2 separate regions of the Homo sapiens genome follow, and region 2 is linked to region 1. Evidence: chromatin contacts called from ENCODE Hi-C or POLR2A ChIA-PET data. All regions are on one chromosome and are shown on one strand. The core of a region is the stretch at or near the end of the contact, and the rest is flanking DNA. Distances in the headings are between cores, read along the strand shown. Region 1 overlaps CACHD1 (cache domain containing 1). Region 2 holds the start of RAVER2 (ribonucleoprotein, PTB binding 2).

Region 1 (5,673 bases), core at 1,651-4,150:
TCTCCTGCTTCAGCCTCCCAAGTAACTGGGATTACAGGCACATGCCACCATGCCCGGCTAATTTTGTATTTTTGGAAGAGACTGGGTTTTTCCATGTTGGTCAGGCTGGTCTCGAACTCCCAACCTCAGGTGATCCGCCCACCCCAGCCTCGCAATGTGTTGAGATTACAGGCGTGAGCCACTGCGCCCGGCCACAGGTGTACCATTTTAAAAAATCTTTTATACGGTATTTTTCTGGTACCTCTTCTATGTTTAGATATATAAATACCTATAGTATTACCTACAGTATTGTGTACAATTGTGTTTTAGTTGCCTACAGTATTCAGTGCAGTAACATGTGGCACAGGTTTGTAGCCTAGAAGAATAGGCTATGCCATATAGCCGAGGTGTGTAGTAGGCTGTATCATCTAGGTTTGTGAAAGTACACTCTGTGACATTTGTGCAATGATGAAATTACCTAAGGACACATTTCTCATAATGTATCTCTGTCATTACACAAGACATGACTGTACCCTTGTACACTGTGGAGGTGGAGGGGGCTACAGATGGGAGTTGTTACTTCCTCAAGACAGCTTGGTGTAGAGGAAGAGCTTAGGAGATAGGGTAAAGCCAGTTCACTTTGAAGCCTACTTCTCCCCCTTTTTTTTCCACAAGCTGTTGAGACCTTAGTGAGCTACCTTAGACCTGAGTTTCCTAACACTTAAGGTAGGATTAAAAATTTTTACTGCAGTCTGGGCAATATGGTGAGACCCTGTCTCTACAAAATAAAAAAATTAGCCAGGCATGGTGGTACGTGCCTGTAGTCCCAGCTACTCGGGAGACTGAGGTGGGAAGATCACTTGAGCCCAGGAGGTCAAGGTTGCAGTGAGCCATGTTAGCACCACTGCACTCTAGCCAAGAACTCTTTGAGCTCTTTGAGACAGGGCTGTCTCAAAAAAAAAAGAAAAAAAAAATGCTGGGTGGAGTTGCAATGAGGATGAAATGAAATGACATATGATAGGCACGGTGCTCAGGGTTGACCTCCCTACCTCTGTGCCCACCCTGCCCTGAAGAAATTTACAGTCTAGGAGGAAGCTATAAATGAATGCATGTATTCATATGCTTGATAAAAGGTGGAATATGACAGCTTCCTTAAAAGAGTAAAACAAAGAAGGAAAGGGGTGAGAGTTCACTTTTATCTGCGAGTAAATTATGGGAAACCCCATGGAGGAACATGGCATTGACTGGCCCTTGAACTGGTAGGATTGTGGCGTCATGATTCTCTGCTCCCTGATAAGCGTATTTCCATGTGAATCCTTGAGTGTGTTACACAAAAGGAAACTCAAAAGAATTAAGTCTATAAATACATGACTACACAACGGCCTCGGCTCTCATGGTATGAGTTCAGAGTTGTGATCCTAGAATTGAATGAAAATTGAATGTTACCAAACTAAACTTAGAAACTTTAGGGTGTATTTTTATTTAGAAATATTTTATGTGGCCAACAGAATTTCGTTTTTCAAAAGAATCTAATTTTAATTGTTGTATCTTAAGAAAAACTACTCCAATTGAGAATGTTTTTTGAAAGTAGAATCATTTTGGCCCATAGTCTAAGACCACTTAGAATGATTGATTTTCAGCAGTGTTACCCTCACAAGTGGAGGTTAGAAACAATTACTACCTGTGTGTGTTTTCAACTATCTATCTGCTTTGCCCATTTCTCTTAAAAATATCATGTTCTGTCCAATCATCTATTGGCTTATTTTTAAGTCAAAAAACACCTGTACGTTATTTGTTCCTTGTGAATTTGTATTTTGGTTACTATCTCATCAGAAACTTTATGTAAGTGTATATTAGGCAACATTTTTTTCTTTGTAGAGGAAGATTTCTCCCTAGTTTGTGGCAAATTCCAAAATACTTAAAAAGCAAATGCTGAACCTTAAAAACCTGGTCAAAAAACTTTGTAGATGAACGTAAGACCATTTTCTAGAGGTGCACAAACATTCTCCTGCAGTTACTCTCTGTGGCCACGAGATGGTGAGTGAGTCCCCAGAGGGACGTCACACCCCTTATAATCAAACAAAGTTTCTTAGGAACTATCAGATAAATATATAAGCAGACTGTCAAAGAACAAAAACCTAATCTCGGCTCTTTTTGATAGATGCCTGACCTCCTTTCTAAAGCCCATTTCCCACTTGAGATTGTATTTGCAGACACTTTGCTACATAAGCCTTTGGATAGTAAATAAATTTTTCCTTGAAAGTGTTTGCAAATATCCTTTGTGTTTCAAATAGTGCGTCTTCCTCCATGAGTCAGGGACTATGTCTGTCTTAATTCATCACCCTTCCCAGTGCTCAGCAGAACTGCCTGGCACTGAGTAAACAATTAATTTGTTGAATACGAAAATGTGTTTGTCTTTCTCCTGCTTTTCCACAACTTGCTATTCCCTTCTCCCCTGACCTCTTCAGATTTCCATTAATGATTGAAATAAGAGGAAGTTACAGAGGAGTTGAGCAATGGTATCATAGTAAGGAAATTAAATGGAATGCCCTTAGTATGAGAGTTTTACTCTGAAAGCACCTCTGTTGAGGTTCCTATCAGAAAGCAGTAGCAGAAGAGATGGGGGTGCCATCCTGAGATGAAGAGATGGGTGCCCTCCTGAGTTGCCTTGGAGACAGCTGCACCATCACTACCGTCCTGGATGTGAACCCAGGACCTGTGACCAGCCAGGTTCAGAGTGTCACTGGACTCTGTCATAACCCATGGACAGAGTCCAGTGTATCCTAGAATGTCTGCATTATTAGATGAGACTAGTGAATGTTGTACCAGGCAAAGCCACAGGTAACTACAAAATTCACTGATGCTGTTGCTTTGAGAGTATAGTGTGCGTTGGTGGGGGGTGGGGCAGCAGTTGTTTTTAAGTTCCTGCTTTGTGTGAGTCACTGTGTTAAATACTAGGGATACAAAGATAAACAGGAACTTACAATTTAAGAAAGAATTTGCTAATGAATAGATAGCCTTATATTTTTTATTATAATATGGCAAAATATAAGAGATGTGCACAGAATGCATGTAAAATCACAGAAGGAGCACCAGCCCCCATGTGGGCTGGCAGGACTGGAGGTGGGTGGGGGAAATAGGTTGGGAAAGCTTCCCAGAGAAGACTTTCCAACTGAAGCATGAGGCACAATAGCAAGATGAGGAAGGTGGGAGGGTGAGCCAAGCAGAAGGGCCACCATGAATCTAACACCTCGAATGCTAACATGAATTATCAGTTAGTGTGTGGGTGCTTGTAAATGAGCAGAGACGGGAAGCTATCCAGGAAGTGTTTGAATAATCACTGGGATTTTGCTAAAATCCTGTTTTCTACTTTAATCCTTTACATGTATAGCATAAGGTGGTTTTAATATGCACAGCAGTTTGTGACTTAGATTCTGGAGCCTAGCACCCAATCTAACACTCCAGACTTAGCACTGCTAAAGCTGAGAAACCTATTCTGGCTCCTGGTCTCTTAATCCTGGGTAAGGGCATCACTATTTGCTCAGTATCTGAACCTAGAAACCTCGACCTTTTCCAAGGATGTCAGCTCCCTGGCATCTTCACCAGGCAAGTCCATTTGGTCACCAAATCCAGCCTACTGTGCACTTGAACAGTCCACACACTGCGACTGCCCTACTTTATGTCCTTGCCATCTCCTCGAGGCCCATGCTCCAGCACCCTGTCCTCTGAGCCTCTGATCCCACCTTCCTTCTGTCCAGCCTCCCCATTGCCCCCTGACCACTCCCACTGTCCACTACTAGATCATAGCTCATAGCTTCAGCCAGCCTTCTTGACCTGGTCTTAGCCTATCTGTCCAGTGCCATCTCCCACCGCCCCAACCCCCAGCACCAAGCTTTCACCATTCCCAGAAGCCACCAGAGCCCTTCCAGCTGTTGTACCATTGCATGTGCTTGGGCCCTGCTGGAGGTACCTTTACACCCCTGTCTTTACCTACTTAGCCCCTTTTCTCCCATCAGGTCTACCCAATTGTCACCTCAAGGATCTAAGCCAAGTCCATTGGCTTTGGAATTCCTTTTGTGTGCCTCTGTTTTAGCACATGGGTGTTTCCCCTTCTTGCCCTAAGGTAGGCCTCTCAGGAGCTGAGGCCTCACCTTAGCCCTTTCCTGTCCAGCCTCTAGCCTGGCACCTGGCACCAAGAAGGCACTCAGTCATGGTGGACACACATGTCTCCCATCCAAGTACTAACCAGGCCCGACCATGCTTATGGTGGACACATATGTCAGTGAACACTTCCTCTTCTGCCCTGAATTTGCAGATGACACTTCTGAGATTCTGGCTAGACATCTCCACATATGTGACCAACAGAGTCTCAAAATCAAGCTGTGCATAAACAAAATGTGTCTTCTTTCCTGAGACTCAATCTGTGAGTTGTCCTTTCTTATCCTTATAACTTGAAGTTGTAGTCACCTTTCACTACTCCTCACCCCCACAGTCCCCCACATCTGATGACTTACCAATTTCTCTTGCCTCCACCACTGAGATAGCTTTTAAATCTGTCCAATCCCACTGCCCTAGTTTAATTCTCTATCCCTCACGCGGGCTGTTGAAATAACCTCCTAACTGCTCCCTGTCTTTCCTTTCGCTTCATCTCCCAAACCACCATCCTCTAAACACAAATGATCATGCCATTTTTTGGCCTGCTCAGTATCTTGTGTGGTCTCTCCATTTGCTACTCTTCGGCACGGGCTTTATGATTTGACTTAACTTCATGCCTCCCACCTGCCCTACCCTCCAGCTACCTGCTAGCACTCATCCAAGCCACATGGAACAGGGATGGCCTTTATATCCACACCTCTATGGCTGTGGTCATCCTGTTCCTTTCTTTATATCCACTTATCAAACTCCTACTCATCCACTTAAGCCCAACTAAAATATACATTCTCTGAAGATTCCTTATTCCCCCAGGCAGAATTAGATATTCCCTCTTCTGGATTTTAATTATACCTCAGTTATAGCACTTACCATTATCTGTGTAAAAGGAGGCTTTGTTTTGTGAGCATCTGTCTCAAACTCAACTGTAAAATCATTAGGGAAAGATGACGTCTCTTATTCGTGTTTCCTCTTCTCCCGCTCCAGCCCCATAATGGTCTCCAATAAATGAATAAGTGAATGACCAATGCTGATATTTGTTTCATTTCTCAAACATTAGCTTTTGAGCTCCCTATGCAGGGACCAGGCTTTCATCTTTATATGTCTTCCAGTGCCCAACACAGTGACTTGTATATTATAGGTACGCAGTAAATATTTGTTAAGTTGGACTGACAGCTAAATAATTCTATCATTTGAGTAATGTTTCATTGAGGACAGAATTTTTGCACAGAGCATACAATTTCAACCACCAATGACTCCTGCTTGGCTGCATGCAAGAACATCAATTTTGCAGCCATGAATGTGACTAGCATTACCCACGGGTAAGTGCTGATTGACGCTAACTGTAGATGCAATGGAAATATTAATGAGCTGTTGCTTCTTAAAATGTTTAAAGGAGATTTTTGCAATATTTAAAAACATGCCAGGAATCTCAGAATGGAATCCTTTGATCAGCAAGGGCATTTGCCTTTGAAACATGTATTACTTAGAATACCAAAAGAAATTAAATTTAAATGGGGTGGGGGGCAGCTAACACAGAGAATA
Region 2 (5,772 bases), core at 165-2,664, 57 kb after region 1:
CAATAAATGGACATTTGGGTTGTTTCTATCCTTTGGTTACCAGGAATAGTGGTGGTATAGAAGGGTGTATTGCCGAATATCATTTTAATGATACAAGTATTAGCAGCCATTATTTTTGGGTGGACGGATTACGGGTGAATTATTTTATGTTATTCAGAACACTGGGCTTTGGAATCAATCAGAACAGATCCCATTTCCTCACGTGTAAAGTGAGGAAAACAAAACCTACGTAATTGAATGATCATGAAGAGTAAATAAATATGTATATGTAAAGCATTTAGAAATGCGTGGTTGGGGGGAGCACATGGTAAGGACTGAATTTGTAGTATTTTTAAAAAATCTTTAAAACATTTTGTTTTTCTTTTAATTAGTGTTAAAGTCTTTTTTTTTTTTTTTTTTTTTTTTTTGCTAGTGTACTTGCATGCTACACAATTAAGATGCATGGTCCCCTTCGCTGATGGTCACCTGGGCTAGTGCCAAAGGCTGCTGGATTGTTTGATCTGATGACATCCGTTTGACTAAGTATAGTTCTACACTGTAACTCTCCCTCCAAGTTTCAATTAAAATAATGTTCCAAGCAGCGTATTCTCCAGCCCCTCTGCCACAGCTCCTTTTCCATTCTAGTCTTTGTTTCAGCATCACTTTCCATGTTGCAGACCCAACTACCCAGGTTTTACATTTTAGGAACTGCATGACAGGGACAGAGGGACAGGTGAAGGGCACAGGCTTTCTCATACACAGCTAGCAAAATACATTACGATCAGGTTTTACCAAATACATAACATTTCTCCCACAATGTCCCTCTTTTTACTCCCCAGAAAATCTCATTGTAAACTCAAACTTTGCCAAATATGCTCTTCTTGAACCAACAGAAGGGTTACCATCGGGAGCCAGCCGGGCTGCAGGAGGCGCCCTCCTGCCACCCCTCCAGCCCCATCTCGGGTGTGGGAAGACCGAGTTCGCGCCCGCAGCCCCCGGGCCGCCCCAGCGCGGGAGTTTCGAGGGGAGCCGGGGGAGAGCTGCGGCGTCACATGGGGGGCCAGCCGGGGACAGGCGCCTGGGGCTGAGTCTCCCGGCGAAGCCACCGCGAAGGGGCCGCATCCCCCAGAGAACGACCCTGGGCGTTCGCGAAGGCCTCGCAGAGAGGGGGAGCCCGCCTGCGCGTCCGCGCCCTCACAGGTGTCCGGGTGGCGGCGCCCGGCCCCGCCTGCGGACCCGCGAGAGGCGGGCGCGGGCGCGCCTGTGCGCCGGGGCCGGGGGCCGGCGGGGGAGGTTCCCGCGAGGTGGTTCTCGGGCTCCTCCTCGGCGCCTCAGGTTTCCTCTCCCCGCCAGCAGGCTGCTGGCTGCGGCGCCGCCTCTCTCTACTCCCTCCTCCCACCGCCCCCCTTCCCCGCGGTTGGGCCCACTCTGCGGCCTCTGCCCGCCTCGCCCTCGCCCGGGCCTCCTCCCGCTTTCTCTCTCCGCTTCCCCTGGAGCCTCCGAGGAGTCCGCAGCCGCTGGGCGCCCGGGAAGATGGCGGCGGCGGCGGGAGACGGCGGCGGCGAGGGGGGCGCGGGCCTGGGCAGCGCGGCGGGGCTGGGGCCGGGGCCGGGGCTGCGCGGGCAGGGCCCCTCAGCCGAAGCGCACGAGGGCGCCCCGGACCCGATGCCCGCCGCGCTGCACCCTGAGGAGGTCGCCGCGCGACTGCAGCGGATGCAGCGGGAGCTGAGCAACCGCAGGAAAATCCTGGTGAAAAACCTGCCCCAGGACAGCAACTGCCAGGTACTGGGACGGTGATAGGGGCGACGCGTCCCGAGGGGCGGCGGGGCGGCGCTCCGTGTCCAGGCTGGGATCGGGGGCGCCTCAGAGCGGTCCTGGGGAGTGGGTCGGCGCCGAGTGGTGAGAGCGGCCCCTCGGTTTGACTGAGTTCTTGGGGTTTCTAGCCTGCAGACGCCCTGCCAGGGAGGGGGGCAGATTGGGAAACTGAGGCTCTGAGTGGCGAAGCGGCTTCTCCAAGGTCACGGGAATCAGGGGCTGCTGCCTCCAAGTTCGGCCCGGTCTTTCCTTCCCCTACGGCCGTAGAGGAGTAGGAGGTGAAGGAGAGTGGAGGTGAGTTGTGGAGCACACATTTTGCGGGGGGGAGCGGGGGTAGAGGGGGCCGAAGCTTCGGGAGCACCTTGGCAGGGGCGAGGGCTCCAACGTATAGTCCCCGGTGCTCGGGAGTGCCATAGGGGGCAGGGGCACGAGAGAGCTGGGAGTGAGTTTCGCTGTTGTTGCAGAAGCACTTGCCCAAGTTTCTATGAAACAACTCTGTCTTCTCAGTTTGCTAAGGCCCCAGAATAGAGTTATTGCTGCGCTCCTTGGAGCCTTGCAGCCGCCTCCTGCTACGCCAAGTACAGTACTGGAGGGTTTGTTCTCAGTGACTTGGATGAGGTTTAAAGATAGCTACTCTGTGTATTTAATCCAGATTAACTGTTGCTTTTAAGATTAGAAACTCTGCATCTATTTAACTTTTTTTTTCCCCTGATTTCAAAAGCTGCATGCTCATTGTAGGAGAGCTAGGAAAGACAGAGAAGCACAAAGGGGACACAGAAATTACCCATATTTCTGATACCTGAAGATAACCATTGTTATCCTGGGATGTTGTTCTTTTCTCTTTTCCTATGCATATATATTTTTGTTTTATCAAAAGCTTGAAATCATTTCTTTGATTCTTCAGGATTTCTTAGCTGTCTGGATGTTCACACATGTTTCACATATAACCTGAATTTATATACTGCTCCGAGTGTGGTGGGCTGTCCTGGTAGTTGCGGATTTGTAGTTCCTCCTGTAACCGGATGCATGAAATTGCAAGAGGGCTGGCTATTGACAATTGCATGGCAGTTCTTCCATGTGACTTATAAAATAATGAGACCAATGCCCCATTACTATGTAATGAGACCTTACATAGCCATTCACAATAAATATGAACATATAACCTTATAACCCGTAGGCATGGGGGGCTATTTTGTTTCAAAATGCAGTGTCTGTCAGTATTGTTTATCTCATCTGTCTTTCAACTCTTTCCATTCCGCCATGGTCCACTTCCCATCTGTCAGGTAATGTTTTGTGATACTACCTGTTAAGGACACCTGCAATGGACTGATTTCTTGGAAGCAGCCTCCCCTGCCCATACAAATAGAGGACTGTAAGGGAGCTCAGGAAGGAGGAGGCTTGGAAGAAGCAGATGGCATTTTTTAAAAAAACAAATTTAAAAAATAGCAGCTCTTTGTATAGACAGTCTAGGAGGAGAGAAATAGAGAAGTATCTCAATGTCTTTGTAGAATGTCAGCTGTTTTTGTTATCACAATTCCTTGCATTAATTCTAAATATATTTAGACCCCAAATTGAAGACGTTCTGTCTATTCTTGCTTTGCTGTTGGTATCTTTCTCATTTCCCTTCGCAATAGACATGAAAAATATATCAAAGGGTCTAATAAAAGGAGCAGTTTTAATTAGTGATAGAAGCTTTCTCAGAATTACACTGGGATTTGTATTTTTGAGATTTCATCTACTTAAACTAATATTTTCATATGTTCTGCATGAATTTTTTTGTATTTTTTGTTTTAACAATTTCCCTTAATTATAATGTCTGCTTTTTCTTAGTGACTATATTTTACTGTCAACTTACTGATGAAAGTTTCACTTTATTTTATTTTGTGTCTTTTTGCTAGTAAGGCCTACATAAAATCACCTGTGCTAAAACTACATATTTACCCTTATGAAATGGTTAATATGGCTTTTGTTCAATTATTAAGTAATCAGATATTTTTGAAATACTAAGTTCTTGTTCTTTTCCAGAAGAGACTGTGTTTATTCATTCATTTCTTTCTTTCTTTTTTTTTTTTTCTGAGACAGAGTCTCGCTCTGTCATCCAGGCTGGAGTGCAGTGGCGCGACCTCAGCTCACTGCAACCTCTGCCTCCCAGGTCCAAGTGATTCTCCCTGCCTCAGCCTCCCAAGTAGCTGGGATTACATAAGCCTGCCACCATGCCTGGCTAATTTTTGTATTTTTTAGTAGAGATGTGGTTTTGCCATGTTGACCAGGCCGGTCTTGAACTCCTGACCTCAGGTGATCCCACACGCCTCGGCCTCCCAAAGTGCTGAGATTACAGGTGTGAGCCACTGTGCCTGGCCTCATTTCTTTATTTTAGAATATCACTTTAAGGATCAAAGACATTCATAACTCTAGTTCTCAAACTGTGTATTTATGTCTCTAGAAAATACTGATCAATAACTTACTAGTAGAAACCCAATAATTTTTTCTTAACATTTGAAATATATGAGTGTTTTCTTTATTAAATGTAGTTTTCATAAATCTCAAATTTTGTTTTATTTTTGGTATAGCAGATTTATAATAGCATCCCACAACTTTATAGTTCCTATAATTAAAAGGCATACTGAAAGTATTTTTAACTGGAAGCTTTTAGAGGTATGTTTATCAAATACCTTATAGAAGTACCGGCTCTAAAAAAAAGTGAACACCTTTATATTAAGTTCTCAAAAGCTTTCTCACTGAATAATTACTGTGCATTCAGTCAAGCCCTGTCTGGTCTGCCTAAGCTTTCTGGAATCTTCCTGGCCCTCTTTGTTTTCACAGCCTCAGCTCTGGTTCAAGTCCTTTTCGTCTCTTGTTCACTGTTAACAACTTTTCGGTTTGTCACCTACCTTCATTACTGTCCTGTTTCTTACATTTTAGCTCCTTCTGCATGCTACTTCCCTTGAGGGATACTCCTGAAGCACAAATCTGATCATGTCACTCTCCTGCTCATAAAAAACCAGCCTTTGGCTGCACGTCCTCTCAAACTTTTCCTCAAATTGTCCTTAACAGTAAAGAACAGTGAATCTGAATTAGACTGTTGCAAGACTGAAATTGCTTTGAAGTTTTGTGTTCTGTCTGAGAATTTTATATTAATTTTATATTCTATTAGTAACATTGGATTTAACACAAAAATAGCATTTAACTCCCAATTTTTTTTCATAAACTTGACACTTATGGAAAATGTACTATATTTGACTTTTGATTCTCTGTATTTCTGTATTACCATGGAGTACACAGATATGAGTTTGAAAAGCATGAAATGATAGGACAGCAGTCTAAGATTCTTAGGCTTTTTGTGTGTTGGCCCCTGCCTACGTTTCCAGTCTCATTCCTTTTTAGTTTTTATTTATTGTTTTGAGACAGGGACTTGCTCTGTCACCTGGACTGGAGTGCGGTGGAACGATCACTGCTCACTGCAGCCTTGACCTTCCAGGCTGAAGCGATTCTCTCACCCTCTAAAGTAGCTGGGACTACAGGCATAAGCCACCATGCCAGGCTAATTTTTTTTTTTTTAATTTTTTGTAGAGACATCGTATCTCTATGTTGCCTAGGCTGGTCTTGACCTCCTGGACTCAAGCAATCCTCCTGCATTTGCCTCCCAAAGTGCTGGGACCACAGTGTGAGCCACTGCACCCAGCCATCAGTCTCATTTCTGATTAGTCCCGCATTGGATTCTGTTCATTTCTGATTAGTCTTGCATTGGATTTTTTGTTTGTTTGTTTGTTTTTTGAGACGGATTCTCACTCTGTCGCCCAGGCTGCAGTGCAGTGGTGTGACCTCGGCTCACTGCAACCTCCACCTCCTGGGTTCAAGCGATTCTTCTGCCTCAGCCTCCCGAGTAGCTGGGATTACAGGCATGTGCCACCACGCTCGGCTAATTTTTGTGTTTTTAGTAGAGACAGGGTTTCACCATGTTGGCCAGGCTGCTCTCGA

The links. Hi-C counts contacts between places; a loop is a spot of excess contacts on that map. ChIA-PET counts read pairs that join two places held with the same protein, here RNA polymerase II (POLR2A). Pooled maps may share reads with other maps.
Region 2: a loop to region 1 is called in a map of PC-3, with 6 times the contacts of the local background. The contact joins the promoter of RAVER2 here to the enhancer-like site in region 1. A Hi-C loop is called at or near these places in 26 of 168 maps with a recorded cell type or tissue (CD4-positive, alpha-beta memory T cell, Calu3, HepG2 and 18 more) and 25 of 50 pooled maps. POLR2A ChIA-PET finds 5 or more read pairs at or near these places in 4 of 52 experiments (OCI-LY7, Panc1, activated CD4-positive, alpha-beta T cell and 1 more).

The regions. Positions count from the first base shown.
Region 1 is chr1:64,684,916-64,690,588 of GRCh38, forward strand. The region is part of intron 26 of CACHD1 (cache domain containing 1); the gene reads left to right. Among named protein-coding and RNA genes, the nearest start is that of RAVER2, 57 kb to the right of the region's middle. Within about 2 kb of position 2,901, at least 5 of the 41 ENCODE cell types and tissues checked have a DNase peak (open chromatin) inside an H3K27ac peak, as active enhancers do; they include PC-3 and endothelial cell of umbilical vein, where a contact is called at or near this core.
Region 2 is chr1:64,743,661-64,749,432 of GRCh38, forward strand. It overlaps RAVER2 (ribonucleoprotein, PTB binding 2), which reads left to right and starts at 1,415. Exons shown (of 12, transcript NM_001366165.2): 1 at 1,415-1,761. The coding sequence starts at 1,513. RefSeq lists silencers at 1,069-1,168, 1,189-1,388.